Linked DNA regions of Homo sapiens: region 2 is linked to region 1. Evidence: chromatin contacts called from ENCODE Hi-C or POLR2A ChIA-PET data. All regions are on one chromosome and are shown on one strand. The core of a region is the stretch at or near the end of the contact, and the rest is flanking DNA. Distances in the headings are between cores, read along the strand shown. Region 1 overlaps NAV1 (neuron navigator 1). Region 2 overlaps NAV1 (neuron navigator 1).

What was found. Hi-C counts contacts between places; a loop is a spot of excess contacts on that map. ChIA-PET counts read pairs that join two places held with the same protein, here RNA polymerase II (POLR2A). Pooled maps may share reads with other maps.
Region 2: a map of heart left ventricle shows a loop between it and region 1 (5-fold over the local background). The contact joins two enhancer-like sites. A Hi-C loop is called at or near these places in 22 of 168 maps with a recorded cell type or tissue (CD14-positive monocyte, HUES64, IMR-90 and 12 more) and 18 of 50 pooled maps. POLR2A ChIA-PET finds 5 or more read pairs at or near these places in 7 of 52 experiments (AG04449, H1, MCF 10A and 4 more).

Annotation. Positions count from the first base shown.
Region 1 is chr1:201,735,312-201,738,340 of GRCh38, forward strand. All of the region lies in intron 7 of NAV1 (neuron navigator 1), which reads left to right. The region is part of intron 2 of IPO9-AS1 (IPO9 antisense RNA 1); the gene reads right to left. The region is part of intron 1 of LOC124904483 (a long non-coding RNA gene); the gene reads right to left. Among named protein-coding and RNA genes, the nearest start is that of MIR5191, 17 kb to the left of the region's middle. RefSeq lists enhancers at 1,984-2,535, 2,536-3,029. Within about 2 kb of position 1,665, at least 5 of the 41 ENCODE cell types and tissues checked have a DNase peak (open chromatin) inside an H3K27ac peak, as active enhancers do; they include heart right ventricle, where a contact is called at or near this core.
Region 2 is chr1:201,791,899-201,794,758 of GRCh38, forward strand. It overlaps NAV1 (neuron navigator 1), which reads left to right. Exons shown (of 34, transcript NM_001389617.1): 18 at 1,894-1,977; 19 at 2,568-2,679. All of the region lies in intron 2 of IPO9-AS1 (IPO9 antisense RNA 1), which reads right to left. Among named protein-coding and RNA genes, the nearest start is that of MIR1231, 15 kb to the right of the region's middle. Within about 2 kb of position 1,298, at least 11 of the 41 ENCODE cell types and tissues checked have a DNase peak (open chromatin) inside an H3K27ac peak, as active enhancers do; they include heart right ventricle, where a contact is called at or near this core.

The sequences.
Region 1 (3,029 bases), core at 415-2,914:
TTCTCCTCTGTGAAAATGAGCGGTTTGAACTAGATGCTCTCTAAAGTCCTTTTTGGCTCAAACGTTCTGGATTTTCTGACCACATGAACTGGGTCTGATCCAGGGTACCTGGCATTTCCTGCAGGAAGGGCCTGGAGGTTGAGGAGGAAAGACAGCAGCCATGCTGGTCTAGGAAAGGAGAGAAGCGCCCCACATTCATGCATGAGGAACTCTGGAAGACACAGGCATTGCTAATGGTAAAGAAATCCATTGCCTGGACCTGGACCCAATGTCACTGTGGCTTCTAAACCTGTGGCCAAACAAGGCCACTCTATTATTAATCTTTCTTGCTGTTAATGTTCTAAAGCAAGTATAATAGTACCTGCCTCACCTTAGATCACTAGGTTATTTGAAAATAGAATAAACTCATGGATGTGAAAATGCTTTGAAAACTTCTACACAGAGACTGGAAATTATTTTCTTAGACATCTGTCAAGGTCACGACAGATGATTCCCTCAGGATTCAGTAGGGTCATTGGGGGATCTGGGAGCAGGTTTTTGAAAGCTGGGATTAAGGATGTGGCCAGGTAATTCCCCATTGATCCTGCCACAGTATGGAAAGGGTTAATTCACTGAAGTCCCTCTCCCAATTCCTTTCTCTTTCCTTTCCCTGCCCCTCCATTCTGGTTTAATTCTTTCTCTTTTTAATCACTCTGCTGTAAAATGCCCATTGTCCTGCTTCTGCCACTATGCTATCAACTAGGCCTGGCTAGGATGCAGAGGAGTCACAGGCCCAGCTATCACCCACAGGCCCAGAGGGACATTCTCTGACTGGCCAAAACTTGTTCAAGGACAGGCTTTTCCATCTGAGGAATGAAATAGCCTTATGATTGATGGGAACGAGAAGACATGAGGGCAGGTCAGTGGACAGAGTTGTGGATACCTACCTTGGGACCCTAATCCTCTCAAGGGTCTCATTTCTGGGGCTCACCAGGAAATCGGGTATGTGATCAGGCCCCAGACAGGTGACCCTGGAACCCAGAAACCCACAAGCAAGCAACACTGGAATTTAGAGCACACCAAACTGCTTCTCAAGTCTTTCCCTTTTTTTCTTACCCCATTCTAACCAACCACATCAACCTCTGAGATTATTGTCCAGGAGACAAGGAGAGCCTCCCATAAACTATCTTTCGATGTCTCTGTTGGAAATGAAACTTCAGCCAAAAGAACCTTGGGCCTCAGCCAAGGTGACTCCAGAGATCCTTTGAGGTGGGGAAGGTGTGGGAAGGAAGAGAGAATTACCCCCTCCCAGGAATCTGGCTGAGGGACCTCATGCATATTAGCCTGCATTCTGCCCTCTGCTTTGGACATTTCCTGGACTTTCTATGCCTCAGTTTCCCCCTTGTAAAGAGCTGCTGTGAGAGTGCTGGCACGGGAGACAAATGAGATCATGGCTCCTAAGGGCTTTTTGAAGAGAAGCCCCACAGGAGCACAGAGGAAGCCTATGTGAGATAGACAGGCCTTTTTCCTCTCTCCCTCTTTGGCTGGGTTTTCTTTCTGGACAAGTGCCTGACTCCCAGCTCCCTTTCAGCAGGTGTCATCCTCCTCTACCATGTGTCCCTCCGCTGCCCCCCACTCCCTGCACCCCAGGCTACAGTCATGCTCAGAGTCACCCCTTCATTGCCCATCCCCCACCCTCCACCTCCACTGTAGTCAAGACAACCGTGCCACCATATCCCTTCCACTCTGCCACACCCTCATGACAGGCAAGGTCAGGGCCCCTTCAAGCGCAGAAGCTCCCCATTGACAGGGGAGGCTGTGTTTTCATATTTTCACAAAAAACTCCCAGACAACATTTCTCTTCAGTGCTGCTGCCAATTACCCAAAGTGCCCTGACCTGAAAATAGCAGGTGCTAATTTGCATGTTACTTATTTAAGTAGCAACGCTTCTGGGATCCTGCTCCTTCCCCTATAAAAGCTCACCATAACCTCCACGAAGCAGTAAGGTAGACACTACTGTGGGACTTACCGTCCTCATCAAGAAGGAAAGAGGAACTTATAGCAGGAAACTTGCCTTCTGTTGGGTTCTGGCAGCTCAGGAATCAATCCCAAGAAGGAGGTGATTTAGAGACCCTATACCCCAGAATGTTCAGTGGGGACTCAGCTGAGAGCCTCTCCCCTGAGCTGAGCTACTGGCTGAGACTTGTTCTCTTTATGGTTTGCTCCTCCAGTCCCTGTGTGAGGTGAGACACACAGGGAGGAGGGTGGAAGGAAGGGTGGGCAGGCCTCCAGGTATGAGGATGAGGGATGGAGCCACATGGTCTCTGGGGGGCTGCGAGGGAATGTTCAGGAACAGCTCAGCTCCATGCACAAGACCCCTGTCCCTCCAAGTAAACCCCTGTGCCTACCCCTTTCAGGCCTCAGATCTCCCTCCTTCCAGGCCCTCCCTGCTGAGAAAACCACAAAGGAGGAAACCTTATGGAAAGCTTACAGCTAGATCTGGAGAAAAACATCCCCTGCTGATGACATTCCTTTGGCTGAGACAAAGTCATTTTACTCAGGATTCCATGCTGGCTGAGGCTAAAGAGAATCCCTTATGGCACGTCACTGTAAGCTGTTCCCCAGATGACCCAGGCCAGCTCCAGCACAGCTGCGTGGACAGAGCCTCCCTAGAGAACTCATTGTGCTCACCCCGTTTCGGGTGGTGGTGAGGATGGGAGGCTCAGGACATTACCAGAACAGGAGAGCCAGGATAGGGCTTGGCCAGGGACATCATCCTGGAATGAAATGGAAGAATATGTGAGAGAGAACCGTCTGCCTTGCTCTGATTCCCCCTCAGAGCTGGTCTGCTTGGGAGCTGGTGCATCTTTTCTAAGTCTTACTACCCAAACCTCTTAGAACAGAGTAAAGGGAATAAAAATCTGTCTGCCCCCCATGCTAGGGGGAAGTCTGAGGGATTGGCGCTAGGATCACTGCAGCTCTTTACTCCCCTTTGATCTCAAAGCATATTTGGAAAACTTGGCCACAATGTGCAACCTCAGAAACAAAGA
Region 2 (2,860 bases), core at 48-2,547, 56 kb after region 1:
TGTGCCACACCCACCAAAGCAAATGGCCTGGGTCACGTCCTGCACACCCCAGGAAATTCATGTCTGGGAGATGCTGGGGGGGAGAGGCGCCAGGGAGGCAGAGAACATTATTATGTCTGATTCATTTACACTGCAATCTGTCAGCCACCATGCTGTCAAGGCTGGGCTGAAGCCAAGAAATTGAATTTAGAGGGTGATTTTTCTTAGAACAGGAAGTTCCATTTGGCTAAGAGAGAACAAACTAAACACCCAGACACGGTGGGTTCTGCATCTTAAAGGCAGATTTTTGCCGAGGGTCAGAACCCTGCCCTCAAGCAGGAGATGGGATGCTGGGACTCTAGGAAGGTTCCACAGCTCTCTTCAGGATTCCGTGACTCCAAACCAAACTTTTGTCATGTTCCATGGAACTTCCTAGCCACTAAAGCTGAGGGCACACCCTAGATGTAGGGGCCCAGACCACTTTACCCCTCTCAAATGCTAGCCTTTCTGCAGCACCACTGCTTAGCCCTGAGGTCTTACAGGTACCCTAGTCTGGGGTTGGGATTAAGGGAAGGGTCAATGTAGGGAGAGGAAGTGTAGGGGAGAGCGGGGAGAAAGCCCAGCCAGAGCAAAAGGGTTCCCCTGGATGGGGAAAGGCAGCACAGAAGAGCATACAGGGGTTCTTGGGGCCTCTCATGAGTAGTCTTCCAGGGACTACAAGGAGTCTACAAGCAGACATGCAGGATGTAGAGAAGCAAACCAGAGAAGACCTGAGGTCAAGAAGACAGATGTTGCCTGCACAGTGGGTGAAAGGAAACTGCTCAGGTTGTGACATATTATAATCTCCTCAGAGCCCAGGCCTTGACAGATTTATAGTAAAAGTGCAAGAGGAGGCTCTAACTGGACTAAAGGGATTGCCTCCAGCCCTGGTCCTATGAAGTAGGCTCCAGACATGCGGAGCAGTGGATGAAAACTAGAGTTGACCCAACAGGGAGGGAGAATTGTAAGCCAGTAGGAGCCATGAGAGTGCCGTCGATTTCCTAGAGCTCTGCATGAAGGAGCTGCGCAGAGTATGCCCACTTCTTGCTAGGGTCACCAACTTGCTCAGATAGTCTCACGATGGCTATTTCTCCATCCCCAAGTGCTCCCCTTTCTAGCCCCCGGCCTCATTCCCTTTACCTTGCCTATACATCTTGCAGCCAGTTGGCCAGCTAGAGGTCAAACTATGCCAAACCAAGTGGCCTTAGCTCCTCCACTGAGCACCTTTCCGAACTAGCCTGCCTCTTATCCAGAGAGCCCTTTGGTATCCTTCACTCCTCATGAAACAGACCTGACACCTAGTGGCCAAACGGTGGAATGCCTCTGCAGTTTCCTTCCAGCCTTGCAAACCTGGAGAATCCGGGAACAAGGAGCAGCTGCAAAGCAAGAAAGGGTGAAGCAGTGGAGTAGCAGAGGAGGAAGAAACGCACCAAATAGTTTCTGCCAGGAGATTATTTGGTCCCTTGGGGGCCGGCCCACTCCACAATGCAGGAGTTAAACCAAAATAATAGGAACGACCCCAGAGGCTATGGCCCGCCTACCAAGTTGGCCACACCAAATATCACATAGAGCAGAGGGATAGTCCTACCTCTGGTAGTTGATAGGTTTTAGATCTCAAGTCTCCAGGAGCCTCTGGAAACCTGCCCTACCCTCAACCTGGCTTCATTATTCAAGAAGCTGGTTCCCACCAGAAAATTTCTTTGATTTCCCCTTTGTCTGCTCAGGAAAATCAATATTTTTTTAACCACCAAGAGGTTTGCTGGCATTGGTCAGCTCCGAGATACAGGAAATCAGTTAAAACTATTTCCCATTGTCAGTTATTGCCTTTCCCCCAGCCTTATGCAACTTAGCAATCTCTTTCTGTGTTTGTTTCAGGCTAATCTGGTGGCTGCTTTTGAGCAGAGCCTGGTGAATATGACATCCCGCCTGCGACACCTGGCAGAGACGGCCGAGGAGAAGGTGAGAGGCCTGGGAAAGGGTGGGAGGGGTGGGTGCGGCGAGGGGGTTCTCCTGGACAGAGAGGCCGAAGCTGACCATCTGTTCTTGCTCATGAATGCCAGTTTCTCCCCACCTCACTGTCACCCTGGATTCTCAATCTGCCCCCCAATACAGTGTGAGCATATTCCTTATCCCAATTCCTTGCCCTTCTCTATCAAGTTTTGCAGAATTCCAATGCCTCGCCCATTGCCTGACACATCATAAGGGCTCAGGGCTCCTGCTAATCCCAACTAATGACGCTGTTTTCTTTTTTTGAGATGGAGTTTCGTTCTTGTCACCCAGGCTGGAGTGCACTGGCGCGATCTTGGCTAACTGCAAACTCTGCCTCCCAGGTTCAAGCGATTCTCCTGCTTCAGCCTCCCAAGTAGCTGGGATTACAGGTGCCCGCCACCACGCCCAGCTAATTTTTGTATTTTTAATGGAGACCAGGTGGCCAGGCTGGTCTTGAACTCCTGACCTCAGGTGATCCGCCCACCTCGGCCTCCCAAAGTGCTGGGATTATAGGTGTGAGCCACCGTGCCCAGCCAACGCTATTTTCATTTCTCTCTTAGGACACTGAGCTGCTGGATTTGCGAGAAACCATAGACTTTCTGAAGAAAAAGAACTCTGAGGCCCAGGCAGTCATTCAGGGAGCCCTTAATGCCTCAGAAACCACACCCAAAGGTAGGACATCCAGCCACAGATTGAGAGGGAACAGGGAGCAGGAAAGTAAGAGTATTACAGATTTTTATCTGGGCCCATAGTATTCCAAGTCCTATATCAAGTCTCTAGAAGGTGAGGGCCTTTAGATACCCTTTAGTGTGATGTCTGGACTGGTCAGTGAGGAGTACCAGGGGCATGACCC